2 separate regions of the Homo sapiens genome follow, and region 1 is linked to region 2. Evidence: chromatin contacts called from ENCODE Hi-C or POLR2A ChIA-PET data. All regions are on one chromosome and are shown on one strand. The core of a region is the stretch at or near the end of the contact, and the rest is flanking DNA. Distances in the headings are between cores, read along the strand shown. Region 1 holds the start of FRS2 (fibroblast growth factor receptor substrate 2). Region 2 has its middle 16 kb from the start of LINC02373.

Region 1 (7,735 bases), core at 4,485-6,984, 39 kb before region 2:
AGTCTCCTCCAATCCCTCAGATTCTGTTTAAGCCAAGATTTTCGGATTTCACAGAACCATAATCTTTAAAAAGGGGCACGAGGAAGGAGAGGGTGACCAGCATAGGGCTGCCAACTTTTATTCTGCCAAGGACATTTAAAAAACAAAAACAAAAACTACCGATTACCCATCACCACTATTTCATAAAAGAACTAAGCGCCCATCGAAAATGGCAAAAGATAATTTTAGAAAAACATATCAATAGATTTAGCTTTAAAGAAGCCAACTACATTCTCCTTTCACTCAAAGGAAAACTCTGTCATGAACTGACACTACTCCACAGTCCAGCACTTCGGGAGCCACAAGCTTAAGTGGCTAGCTCCCACTGAGAAAAGGAAAGTGATGATACGTAATGCCCAAACCAAATATTAACCTATTCAATAATGAGGAAATGTAAGCTTAGAGAAGTTTAGGGACTCTCCCAAGGTTGAATACCAAGGATTTTGACACGGGTCTATCTAATTCTAGAGTCAGAGGTCCCAGCCATTATCCTAAGTTTCCTCTAATATTCTTCCAGTGGTATAACAATCCACCCTCATCTAGTCACCTTTGTGACCAATGACAACCAAGGAATTTCCAAGACAGCTGGAGGGAGTGAGGGGTGTACTCCCTGGCCATCATTTAGACTGAAGCTAAATGGAACTCCTGACCTTTGCCTCATTAATACCAGGCTTACTGAAACTAAGCCAAACAGCCCAGACAAAGCACACACAAAACCCCCTGCCTCCAACAACACTGACACAGGACTCTTTCGACATTCCCAAGTGCCTGTGATATAGTGGAAAACATATTCCTGAAAAACAAAAGGAATGTATTAATTCTCAAGAAGGAAATAAACACTTCCATGGTAACTCAGTCTAAAAATAATAAACTTGCCCTCAAAAAGTTACAACTCTAAGCCTCATTCTGCAAACTATTATAATCTTTTACACATTAATACTCAAGTTCCCCCTATTTAAATACCTAAACAGAAAACCACACAAAATTCTATAAATTTACAGTTCTTAAACAGTTTCCAAAATAAAATATGTAACTTTCATATGTGTTATCATATAATGGATAAAAGTATCTTATTCTATCCCTCTAATATAATCCAAACATTATAAGCCAAAACTAATCATGTTAATCAAAAGAACTTATAAAATAGAGTTGGAAGAAAAATATGTAATCAAATGCCATTTTCTATAAAAAGCAATATTAACAGCCTTAATGAGATGTAAATATTATCTTTGAATATTCAGAGGTTCTTGATTTTGAAACCAAAATCGATGTCATACACATAAATAAGTGAAATACTGTATCAGAGATTTGCTTCCAACTCCTCACATACCACTTGCCAAACAAATGTCCAAAAGAAACAAGCTAACATAGCTTTTAAGTAACCAAATCTGACACTCTGGATGAAATGAGTCTGAAGTAGTTTGTCCTCCCTGAAACAGGGTAAAGATAGCATAGTATTCTTGCTACCCAGGGCAAGAAAACTGTATTTCCCAATTGGATTTTTAATGATCAGATTCTTTCTACTCCGTGTGAACCTACAGTGTGAAGAAGCAGTGGACATACTATCAAATTCTTTACCCACTGCATAAAATAAATCACTTAGCATATTTCCTTCTGTTTTAAACAGATGCCATTTAAAACAGAAGTTTTTTTTTTCTTTCCCCTCTACATTCTCCCTTGGCACTTTCATCTTCTTACACAGATTCAACCAGTACACCTATTTGTATTATTCACTAAACCCATGTTTAATATATGCCTAGTCCTGACCTCTCCCCTTAACCACAAATCCACATTTCCAAAAGCCTTTGGACATTTCCAGCGTTTGGCAAGTATACAAAAAAGTCAACAAATCCAAAACTGATCTCATTACGTACCTCCTTGCCCGTATTTCTAGTAAGAGTACCACCGTCAACATCTCCGACACTTAAAAAGTGTAATCTTCAGCTGGGCGCAGTGGCTCACACCTGTAATCCCAGCACTTTGGGAGGCTGAGGCAGGCGGATCACGAGGTCAAGAGATCGAGACCATCCTGGTCAACATGGTGAAACCCCGTCTCTACTAAAAATACAAAAGTTAGCTGGGCGTGGTGGTGAGCACCTGTAGTCCCAGCTATTCGGGAAGATGAAGCAGGACAATCACTTGAACCCAGGAGGCGGAGGTTGCAGTGAGCCAAGATCACGCCACCGCACTCCAGCCTGGCAACAAAGCTAGACTCTGTCTCAAAAACAAAAGTGTAATCTTCACCTTCCATCTCCTCCAAACCTGCTCCAAAAACCCCTCCTCCTCGCCACCCACCTACGACATTGAGGTCCTGCAGAGCCTTCACTCTAATTCCATTACCACTGCCCTTGCCCAGTATTTATACTACATTGAAAGTCAGCTTTCCACATCAAATCATTCTGCACACTACTCTATTAGACCTTGGTAACTTCTCATTACCTCCCAAACGTCGAACTTTTTTTCCCCAAATGTCAAACTTCTAAAAGCAGCACTTAAACATGCTCCACAATCCTGCCCCCACTTAAAATTCAAACCTCATCTCTAATTCCCAAAAATGAACAGTATATTCCAGGTAATCTGGTCCACTAACTTTTCTCCAAGTACACAATGAACTTTCCCACCTCCACACTTCTGCTCACATCATTCTCTTTATTTGAAAGGCCTTCTTCACCCACCTACTCCCAATCCATAAATCTTTGTCTTAGAAAAGTCTTATTCTCTGTAACATTAAACTCAGGTTACCAGTTTATTGGGGAGCAACATGATGCAGTAGAAACACACAGGCTTTGGCACCAGACAGATTTGGATTCAAATTGGGGCTGTTACATGCTAGCCACATAGCCCAGGCAAGTAACTTAACATATTTGAGCCTCACTGTCCTCATTATTAAGGTACTTACATATTGCTGTGAAGCTAAGAAAATGCTGTAAACAGCAACTAGCATTAAGTCTGTTCAGTAAATGCTCAATAAACAGTAGCTTCTGAGCTATCTCCACAAATTTCCATTACTTAAGCTAAAAATGAACCCTTTCTTCTTTTGTATAATTTACTCCAAACTTTACCTCAAACCACCCATAAGTATTTACAAATGTTTATGTTGTAAATGTTTACACAAATCTTATATCCCCTTCTAGATTTCAAATTCCTAAAAACCAAAAGTTTAATCTTTATATCCTAAAATGCCTAGTATAGCGCTTTTCATGAAGCACTCAACACCCATCGCCAATGTTAAGTCCCAATTACAAAAAAAATTGTTAGTATGCCTAAAGAATACAACTCAACTCTTCATGATTTCAGAAATTATTACCAAAACATGAAACTCAACTGTTATGGCTATACCTTTATTTGCTCCTTACATAGTTACCTAACATAGCATAGCAAATAGCATGCTATGCATAACATAGCATAACATGCATAGCAAATGCTCAGTGTTTGTTGAATTGACTTGTATAATATAAAAATACAATCAGTATCTGATTTTCCCCAATCACCTTTCTCTGCTCTTAAAACTCTTGAAGTATTTCCCTTAAAAATACATTGTCATACCTGCAAATCTGTAACTACATCTAACTTAACTATTTTTCCAGATTCTCTCAATTCCAATATTCCAATCTTATGCTCTAAATAATTAAGTACTTCACATGTGGAAGAAGCTACAGTTTCTATCTAAATTTAAAAGTTGTGCAAATATGCTGGGGATGGTGGCTCACAACTGTAATCCCAGCACTTTGGAAGGCCGAGATGGGAGGATCACTTGAGCCCAGGAGTTCAAGACCAGCCTGGGCAACATAGTGAAACCTCGGCTCTACAAAAAAAAAAAAAAAAAAAATTAGCCAGGTGTGGTGGTTGGTGCCTATAGTCCTAGCCACTCAGGAGTCTGAGACAGAAGGACTGCTTGAGTCCAGGAGTTGGAGGCTGCAGTGAGCTATGATGGGGCCACTGTGCTGCAGCCTGGGCAGCAGAATGAGGCTGTCTCGAAAAGAAAGAAAAAAGAAAAGAAAGGAAGAGGAAAAAGAAAAGTTGTGCAGCTAATCTCTCCACAATTTTTTCCAAGGACTTTAAAAATCATCTACCCTTTGCCTGTTCAAAATCAACAACCTTGAAATAAATTTTCCTTTGCATAGGAAAAGCTCACTGAACTTGTCACTTCAGTCTATTTTTCCTGATTCATGATACCACCTCCCCTTTCAGGGGTGGGAGGAAAGAGAATGACATAAGTACCCAAAAAACTACAGAATAAACCCTAATCTACACACAAGATGAGAGTTGCAGATAGCGTCACTGGTTTCAAGAAGGTGATTTGTGAATACTTTACGCTGCAAAAACAGTGGCCATCTGCTAATAGCAATAATCTGCAGTAACTGCATTCCCTTATAAAAAGTTTTTAAATCACCATTTATTGTGGAAAACCCATATTTCCTACAAACCTTTCAGCAGTAAAGTTTACTACCTAAAATCTGTTCACTAAACCTACCTACATCACTTTCTCCCCTAGGAAATCCTCAGTTTATCCGAAGTAAACACTTCATGGAATAAGTTTAAACAAAACATCTCTGCCCACCTGTGTGAAACTCTGCATTGCAGCAACAATTTTAACAGTGTAAGGAATCTCTCAAGAAAATCCAAGAACAATTTTTCCTTAAGAAAAATGACAGTTCCAAATATGAAGGTAAACAAACTTTGGGAGAAAGGATATAACTGTCCAACTCTTTAAAATCAATTCGTACAGCCTCTGAATGAACTCATCATACAACTGTGACATCAGATAGCCAAAAGAATTAAGAGTGTAGATTAGAGAAAAGCATCTTTTTTTTTTTAGTATGTCTGCAAAAAAAGGCGGGGGAGGGGGTGTCTAAACTACTGATTTTCCTTAAGCAAGTTTTTTCTTTAAGTTTACTTCAACAACAGCTTCAGCAAGCTTTCAAGTGAGTAAAGATGATACAGAGCATGCTGGTGCCACAGCGACCTACGTATCCAGGACCGGTTCCGAGCCCAGTCCAAATCGATCCCGGACAACCCTGAAGCAAATCTGGATGAAAAGCCCTGCAAAAGATCCCTGGCATGTACAGGCAGCGCCCCACCCTGGAGGGAAAAGACGACACCCCTGGGACCCGGGTTAATTACTGACCCCAGGACAGACCCAGAGGAGGCGAAAAGTCGGGAACTGGAGCCCAAGATTGAGTCTGGTGTCCAGCTACTACCCCAGGCCGGACACAGAATACCAAACTAGGGAGCGGCGAGGTTTGGGGCAGCACACATGAGGGGGGTCGGACGGACGAACAGAGGCCCAGCCCATCCCCACTCTCGAGTCCCAACAGCAACAACAGCTCTGGGAACCCCCTCCCTGGCTCCGCCCCGCCCACCCCATGGACCCACAGCCAGCTCTTCCCGTCCCGCTGGCCCGGAGAAGTCCGCGGCGGTCGACAATCCCCTTCCCCGGACGCCGGCAGCCGAGCCCTCAGCCCGGATCCCGAAGCGGGCAGCGGGGGCACGAGAACGCCAGCTCCGACGCGGGCCCGCGGCCGTCCCAGTCCGTTTCCCTAGCCACTCACCGTCCGCCCAGGTGCTGAGAGGGAGCAGGGCGCGGGTCGGCGGGCGCGAACCCCCAGACTCCGACCCGCGCTGGAGCCCCTACTTGGAGCAGATCGAGTCTCAGCCGCTGTGCCTACAAGGCCTCTCTCCGGCCCGAATCTTGGAAAAGCACTTCCGGGGGAGCGGGGGAGGGAAGGGTTTTGGCACCGGAACTGCTCTCAGCCCGGAGCTGCCAGGGCCTCCAGGGCGGGGCGGGGCCTCTCTCGCCGGGCGCCCACAGATCAGCCTCTGGGCTCCTAACTAACCCTTTCCGCCCCGCGCCTCCTCGATTCCCCGGCTACTGCTGCACCCTTTGCTTTAACTGCTGTTTGAGTTGTTTTACTCCAGCCAGCTAATTTTACAAATAAGGAAACCGAGGCTCGGAGAATTAGGTGCAAGAATCCAGTGCCTACACCCGGCCTCCCGACTCCCTTCAGTGTACTCTACGCTCCAATCTGCCTCCTTTAAAAAATAATGATAATAGTTAACATTTATTGAACGCTTACTACGTGGTAGGCACTGTATTAAGTCCCTTCGGGTGCATTAACTTATTTAATCATCCCCAAACTCCTTGGGGTTGGTGCTATTATCTACGTCTTGCAGGGGAGAAAAACGGTCAAAGATACCAAACCCAATCTCACAAATGTTGGTTGATTTTAATTCACGTGTGTATAAATCTCATCTACCTATACCAAGATTTTGAAATTATTTAAAAACAGGGCTCAAACTATATTCCTATATTCTGTCATCACTGGTGACTTCAACAGAGGCGAGAGCTGGGGTTGGGGGGTTGGGGGGGTTGGGGTGGGGATCTGGAATCTTTTTGCTTGTCTCCTTTTATTTACTTTTATTTTTTCACCCTGGCAAGTTATAAAATCATCTCTGCATTGTAGGAATCCAAAATGATAATGCATGATAAACATTTCAGAATGTCTGGCATTGGATAAAAGTTAACGATTCTTATACCTCATCAGCAATAGGCAATAGAAAAGATTAGTTAAGGAAATAAGAAAGAGTAGGGGTTGGCCGGGCGCGGTGGCTCACGCCTGTAATCCCAGCACTTTGGGAGGCCGAGGCGGGTGGATCATGAGGTCAGGAGATCGAGACCATCCTGGCTAACAAGGTGAAACCCCGTCTCTACTAAAAATACAAAAAATTAGCCGGGCGCGGTGGCGGGCGCCTGTAGTCCCAGCTACTCGGGAGGCTGAGGCAGGAGAATGGCGTGAACCCGGGAAGCGGAGCTTGCAGTGAGCCGAGATTGCGCCACTGCAGTCCGCAGTCCGGCCTGGGCGACAGAGCGAGACTCCGTCTCAAAAAAAAAAAAAAAAAAAAAAAGAAAGAGTAGGGGTTTTTACAACTGGAAAAATACAGGTGCTTGTGAAGCTCCATGCAGTGATAATATGAGGACCCACAGAGTTACATACCAGACAGGGAAAAGGGATGGAAAGGAGGAGGGCGTGGGATTCCTCAGCCACAAAATCAGAAAGGCACCAGATATCTGAGGCAGATTCTGTATCTGGGATGCAGGGAAAGAAAAAAAAGCCTCTTAGCAATGCATACTATCTGCAAAACAAATGTACTAACATCTCTTGAAACTGGGGGGGGGGGGGGTGGCGGGGAAGATTTTTAAATGTTTCTACTATGAAAGGCAGGGGAAAGGAAAAAAGTTGAAAACCCATTATTACAAATTTAAGATGCAAACAATGCCACTGCTCTTGGCTTTATTTACAGGGCTTTCTTACTTTATTTTTGTGATCGCAGAAGTGTTGGCAAATACTTCCGTAATACTCAAATTCAAGCAGCCTTTTGTGCCTCAGAGTGTGAAGAAGTAAAAAACAGCGTGGGTTGGCAGGACTCACCGACATCTCTTTTTACTCAAGGCCTAAAGGGATAGTGAGAGGAATCCTGAATCACAGATATTATCAGGCTCTGTGTGGGATGCAGAGGTGCTAGAGGTTAGTCATTTAATCTGGTCATCTAACTGGTAAATGGAGCCGCCTGGGTTTGAATTTGCAGACCATATTCTCAGATGCTTTTCACCACTATCCCAGTGGTTCTCAAATTTGAGAGTGCATCAGAACCACCTAAAGGGCTTGTTAAAACAGATTGCTGGGCCCCACCCCTA
Region 2 (6,787 bases), core at 2,006-4,505:
CTATCTCCTTACACTAGAGTATAAGGTCGATGAGGGTATAAATCTTTCTTTTGTTCATTGATATATTGCAATCTCCAGGAACAGTGTCTGTTACGTAGTAGGCACTCAATAAATATTTGTTGAATATCTGAAAGATTAAGAAAATAGGAATTTCTATTTCTCTGTAAAAAGCATTAGTCTCCTTTTTCGGTGCAAAGTCTCACCCTGGTTTGAAAGCCAAAGGACTCATCTGTCAAGTTCCCAGTGAGTGGTTTGGCAATTATATCAACTACTAGCAGGTCCCCTTAGGTCGATGGACACCTGAGGCTATTTATTTTATTGGTGAAAGGTTGGTGTGAGAGCATTTTGGTCCATTTCAGGAAAACAGCAGTGTTCTAACCAGCAGCTCCAATAAATCTTACACATTCTTAAGCCCATAAGTCCTGGCCTCTTGCCTCTCTACACATCCATTCATCCAACTAAGAAGAACCTCTTGTTGGAGCACACAGGGCCCCTTGATTAGCAAGAGCAATGGGAAGGAACACAATCCTCTTCCCTTTCTGCCCTGGGGACACAACTTCAGAGCAACAAGCTCTTCGCTCAGGACAGGCAGAATGTGACAAGTAAGATTTTGCATCTCTTTCCACATACACCAAATAGCTTGCCCACTGTCCCGAGTCGGTTAAAGTTAACACATGGTGCCATGAATTTATATTGATTTATTCCAAGGTAATTTATGTTTACTTCTGGGACTGTCAGTTACTCTATGACCATCAAAGTCTATGGAGACTAATAGGCTCAGAAATGGTTCATGCAAAAGAATGTCTTTCTCATGATAATTTTCTGATTCCATATCTTTTTGCACATTCTCTATTATAGAACTTTTTACATTTTGCACTGTAGTTGTTTACATTTTGATCTTTCCATCTATATACCCCTTACTCGTCCTTTGCCCCAACCACTACACTAACAGTTTCTTATAGCTGGGACTAATGGTTTATTAACTTAGCAATACAGGGTAGTAAGTAAAGGCACAGACTCAGAAGCCATATTATGTCAAGTCCTAGCATTAGTACTGTATGATCTTGGACAAATTACTTAACCTCACTGTGCCTTAATTGTCTGGGCTGTTAAAGGAGAATAACACCACTGCCTCATGAGGCTGTTGTAAGGATAAAGTGTATGTATATTGTATATATAAAAATCACTTAGCACAACACCTGGCATATAAGAAGTGTGAACACACACACACACACACACACACACACACACACACACACACACATCCTTGTTTACATAATTAGAAGCACTTTGTGTCTTTGTGAGGTGACAAAAATTATCTGAGATTGTCTTTCAGTGTGACTCCTGCTTTAGAATTATGAATGAGTCAGCTGTTTGGTGAAAATATTCTAACAAGATGTTAAAGGGAAAAAATAAATTTGACCCTGTGCACATACACCCAGAATACATTTTGCCTTCTTCAGGACAGGGCCAATCCCATGAAACAAGCTCCCCAGCAAACATTCTCAGAGGACTTGGGGTTTCCTCTGGTACCACCAGGGTGTAGGGGAGGAGGAAGCAGGAGCAAAGTTTAGGGAATGTTTTCTGGGCTTCCTCCCCACTCCTCAAAAACACATATTAAGCCTGTGTGGCAGTTACATACATACACGAGGACCTTTAGCCTAGCCTACATTAGTTAGATCCTTTAAGATTTGCTGTAAACGGAATTGTACCCCCACCCCAAATTCATATGTTGAAGTCCTAACCCCCAATATAATTGTATTTGGAGATAAGGCTTTTGGGAGGTAAATGAGGTTAAACAGAGTCATAAGGGTAAGATCCTAATCTAAGAAAATTGACGACCTTATAAGAAGCGGAAGAGAGCAATGTCTCTCTCTCTCGCCCCGTGCTGAGGAAAGGCCATGTGAGGACACGACGAGAAGGTGGCCCTCTGCAAGCTGGGAAGAGACTGTTCAACAGGAATTGACTGGCACCTGATCTGGGACTTCCCAGCCTCCAGAAATGTGAGACATTTCTGTTGTTTAAGCCACCCAATCTATGGTATTTTGTTATGGTAGCCCGTGTTGACTAAAGCAGGTTGGAACAGGATAATATACCCAGATAATCCCAATAATGGGTGTTTATTGCCAGGGTTCATGGGGCAGCATGGGATGTCCTTCGCCTCCTTAGCTGGGCAGCCAGTCTTGGTCTCAGAGCTTCCCAGGGATGTGTACAGGCTCATGGAGAAAAAGAATAAAGGCTCAGCATGGATTGGGATAACTACACTTTGTTTATCTAGTATTCCTATTTCCTGGTTGAGTGTCCCTATTGGGCAGTTTGACACCCGAAGTCCTTTTTGGCCTCCTTCTGACTAGCTCAGTCCCAGGGGACTTTGGCTCCAAACAAACGTGGCTAGGGTAGTAGGGTTGGTTTTATACGGCAAGAAATATGACAACAGAGAATAAGCCACTAGCAGCCTGTTTCTCAGAAGCGGGCTGTGGGCCTAGGAGGCACTTAAGAACAACAAAGCGTTCTCCTCACTGTAGAGTGTAGTTTGAAAAGAGCAGTTTTGAGGTCAACGCTCCTATTCTAGTGCTTCTATTATTACTTCCCTAGGGCTGCTGTAACTAAGTACCACAAACTGGGTGGCTTAAAATAACAGATACATATCCTCTCACAGTTCTGGAGGCTGGAGGTCTACAGTTATCAGCAGGCCGTGCTCCTTCTGAAGTCTGTAGGGGAGAATCCTTCTTTGCTTCTTCAAACTTCTGGTGGCCCCAGGCATTCTCTGGCCTGTGGCAGCAGAAAGCCAATTTCTCCATCCTGTGTCTTCATATGGGCTTCTTCTCTGTGTGTATTTCTGTCTGTCTTCTTTTTTTCTTATAAGGACACCAGTCATTGGATTCAAGCCCACTCTAATCCAGTCTTACCTCATTTTAACGTAACTAATTATATCTGCAGACTCTATTTCCAAATAAAGTCACACTCTGAGGTTCTGGGAGACATGAGTCTGGAGGGGCACTATTCAATCCACTACACTGCCTTAGTTGAAATCTTCCGTTGAAAATTACAGAAAAACATATGAGCCAGATTATGAAAATGAAAGAGATTCTATTCATAGGACACAGGAGTGGTTTACAGACTCTCAGGTCAGTAAAGCCATCAGGCCTTAGAAGGAAGACCCGGGAAGTGCACGGCTGTCAGATGGCTCCGTTCCCTCTCTTCTTCTTATCAGAGCCTCCCCGTGCCTGTCGGCTTCATTCTCTCTGCAGCTGGCTTTCTCTGTGGCACCATGCCCTCGGCCAGCAGCAGATGACCAACTCAGTGCTCCAAAGGTTACATTTCTGTTCAAGCAATCAGTCCAAATTGAATAGTCTTGGCCCCAATTCTAAATTCTCAGGAGGGAGAATCTGATGGACTCATCTAGGATCAGATGTTTAATCCTGGTCTAGTTAATTGTGGGTAGGTGGGTGGAGTGATAGAGTAAATCTTCTATCTATCTAGAGGTAGAGGCGTCCCAGTGGCTGGAAAGCCAACACTCAGAGAAAGAAGAGTCACTGCAAGCTGGATAGATAGCCCAAAAAAGGTCTAGACAGATCTTGTTTTATAGCATTTAGCAGCATGCAAAGTGTTTTCATTTATACTCTCATTTGATTTGTGCAAATTCCTATGGAGTCGGCATAACTAGCATTTTGCTCATTTTGTACATGTAGAAACAAACTCAGAGAATTTAATGGTTAGCCCATAAAGATGGCCAGGGTCAGAAGTCACACACAACATTAGGTCTTCTGGGTCCTGACCCAATTCACCTTACTATACAACACAGAAATGTAACTGACTTTGTCATTTTTATTACAACCAATTGTCAGTTATACACAGATTTATTATCCAAGTTCACAAACGTAGTTTTATAAAAATAAAATTTTAGTAGTCTAAAGATTACAGCCATTCTATTCTTGTCTGACGGATCCAAAGTTTTTCCCACTTATTTTCCTTCTTTCCTAGGCCACTGTTTCTTCACAATTCTCCTCCTTTGGCATCATTATTCCTCCAGAAAGTTCACTAGGATTTAGCACACTTAAATAAAAAGGACAGTAGTTTTCTTTTTAACATTTAAACTCAAATCACTCCTCCTTTGCATTTAATGGTTTCCTTCTATGAATTCTGGCATCTAATTAATTGACAGTGTTGGGAAAACGGGGTTATACCTTTGCAATCCTCTTACTCATCTCTTTTTTATATTTTCATTTTTGTTTTTGAGACAGGGTCTTACTCTGCCCCCAGGCTGGAGAGCAGTGGCATGATCACAGCACACCGTAGCCTCAACCTCCCAGGATCAAATGATCCTCCCACCTCACTACATGGGACTACAGGCATGCGCCACCATGCCTGGCTAATTTTTATTTTTTTATTTTTAGTAGAGATGGGGGTCTTACTATGTTGCCCAAGCTGGTCTCGAATTCCTGGGCTCAAGCAATTGGCCTGCCTTGGACTCCCAAAGTGCTGGGATTTCATTATTCATCTCTTACATTTTCTCTGAGGCTTGTTTCCCACAGTCTCTGGTTCAGGTTCTCCCTTCTCATTTTTTTTTTTTTTTTTTTTTTCACACATTGCTCTTCCCAATCCTGTCACCTCTTAGTGAAGGATTTTGCTTCCTGTTTACTGAAACTCCCTTAGTTAACCTGGCCTTGTTTAATTCCCTTGAACTTTCTGTCTCTATTTTATGTTTACCTCTTTCAATTATCTCAGGATAAAATCATCCCTCTTCTCTTCAGAGATAAGTTCTCTCCTAAAGCTTCCTAGAACCATTAACCTCACATAATTTCCTCTAACAATTAAAGCTTGCTTTCTCAGCTGCGTCCTCTTTTGCTTTTCTTTTTTGCTTTTCTCTTTTTTTTTCTAAGAAAACCAACCAACAGCTGCCTAGCCTTTGCCTTGCTACCCCTTTCTGTCTTTCCAGCTATACTTCTTGAATAAATGGTCTTTGTTCTCTACCTTAATTTTGTCTTCTTCACTCCTTTCTTTTTTCAGTATGGTGTCATTCTCCTGAAACTTCTCTCTCTCTCTTTTTTTAATGCCTTCAATTTCTTTCCTCACTTTGTTCATGTTTTCATTTAAATAGTCAACAATAATTATAATAGGTGTTTTAATATTCTTCTCTGCTAATTCTGTATCTGTCATTTCTGGGTCTGTTTCCTTTGAGTGATTATTTTTCTGGTTATGGGTCACATATTTCTGCTTCTTGACTTGTTTAGTCATTTTTTATTGGATGCTGAACATTGTCAGTTTTATATTATTGAGTGTCTAGATCTTACATCTTCCTTCAAAGACTGTCGTGTTTTGTAGTGGCAGGCAGAAAGGTACTTGTGGTTTAGTTTGGCCCTTTTGGGATTTGTTTTCAAGCTTTGTTAGGGCAGACCTAAAGTAGCTTTTATCCTAGGAACAGTTTAGTAACATTTCCAAGGCATGGCCCTTCTAGTGCTTTCACTGAATGCTCCGAGTGATCAGTGAGGACACTCCCCTCTGGCTGGTCAGCCCTTGAGCAATTCCCAGCCCTTCGTAAGCTCAGGAACTGCTGTTCAGTTCGCAATCTCTCTTCGCTCAATGGAGTTTCACCATATTCAGCAAAGGCTCAAAATGACACCATGCAGATTTCTGGAACTCTCTTTCTGAGAGAGAAACTCTGCAACTCTGCCCTACAATTTCCAGCTACCTCAACCCTCCTGAATTCTGATCTTGGTCTCCTCAACTCAATAAGACCATTGTGTCTTACACAGGTGCCCTTCCCTGCTGCATCACTAGACATGTGTCTTCAGGCAGAAAGCCCGGGGGATCTTAAGGCCGCATTATCTCAGGGATCACAGTCCCATATTACCTATCATCCAAAGTCTGGAAACAGCTGTTTCACATATTTTGTCTGTTTTTCTAGTTCTTCAAGGTGAATTCCAGTTCCAGCTACTTCATTATGGCCAGAAGTTGGAATGTCTGAAACTACTCTTTTGAAGAACATCATGACTGTTTCTAAGTAACCAAAGGCTTTCTTTATTCCTCTTGTTTTAGAACAACACTTGATCACTGGCCATTGCCTTCTTAAAATTCTGCTCCCTGAACCATCCTACCCCCTTACCATTCCCTCCCTACTTCTTCTTATCTTTCCTTTTCCAGAGGGGCTGGAAAGTAGGCAAGCTCAAGAATAAAGCAGGTTGTAAATGGCATTGGCAATTTCCAGTTTGATCAGGGAGCACAGCTGGAGGAACCCGGGCAGTGTTTTTTTTGGCAAAAGTCTCCTTTTTAATCCTCATAGTTAGCATTTAACAAATTTGCTGATTGATTTTGGGCCCACTATACTCTAATTTCTTTTTTATTTATTTATTAATTTTTTTGTTTTAGAGATAAGGTCTCACTCTGTTGCCCAGGTCAGAATGCAGTGGCATAATAACAGCTCACTGAGGCCTCAAACTCCTGGGCTCAAGTGATCCTCCCACCTCAGCCTCCTAAGTAGCAAGGACTACAGGCTTGTGCCATCAGACACACCCAGCTAATGTTTTAGTTTTTATGTAGAGACGGGGTCTTGCTATGCTGCCTAGGCTGGTCTCGAACTCCTGGCTTCAAGTGATCCTCCTGCTTTGGCCTCCCAAAGTGCTGGGATTACAGATGTGAGCTGCCTTGCCTGGCCCCACTATACTCTCATCAATTAGTGGGATGGTTGAGAGCTGACTGCATTTAAGATGTACATATTTCAGTATGAATGCTATTATTTCCTAGTCTCATATGGGGTATTTCTCAGGAAAGTATGATCAAATCATTT

What was found. Hi-C counts contacts between places; a loop is a spot of excess contacts on that map. ChIA-PET counts read pairs that join two places held with the same protein, here RNA polymerase II (POLR2A). Pooled maps may share reads with other maps.
Region 1: a map of Caco-2 shows a loop between it and region 2 (4-fold over the local background). The contact joins the promoter of FRS2 here to the enhancer-like site in region 2. A Hi-C loop is called at or near these places in 10 of 168 maps with a recorded cell type or tissue (Caco-2, IMR-90, ascending aorta and 5 more) and 9 of 50 pooled maps. POLR2A ChIA-PET finds 5 or more read pairs at or near these places in 5 of 52 experiments (A673, Caco-2, H1 and 2 more).

What each region holds. Positions count from the first base shown.
Region 1 is chr12:69,468,387-69,476,121 of GRCh38, reverse strand. It overlaps FRS2 (fibroblast growth factor receptor substrate 2), which reads right to left and starts at 5,734. Exons shown (of 9, transcript NM_001278356.2): 1 at 5,592-5,734. RefSeq lists enhancers at 5,341-5,390, 5,562-6,063.
Region 2 is chr12:69,427,584-69,434,370 of GRCh38, reverse strand. No RefSeq gene overlaps it. Among named protein-coding and RNA genes, the nearest start is that of LINC02373, 16 kb to the left of the region's middle. Within about 2 kb of position 3,255, at least 3 of the 41 ENCODE cell types and tissues checked have a DNase peak (open chromatin) inside an H3K27ac peak, as active enhancers do.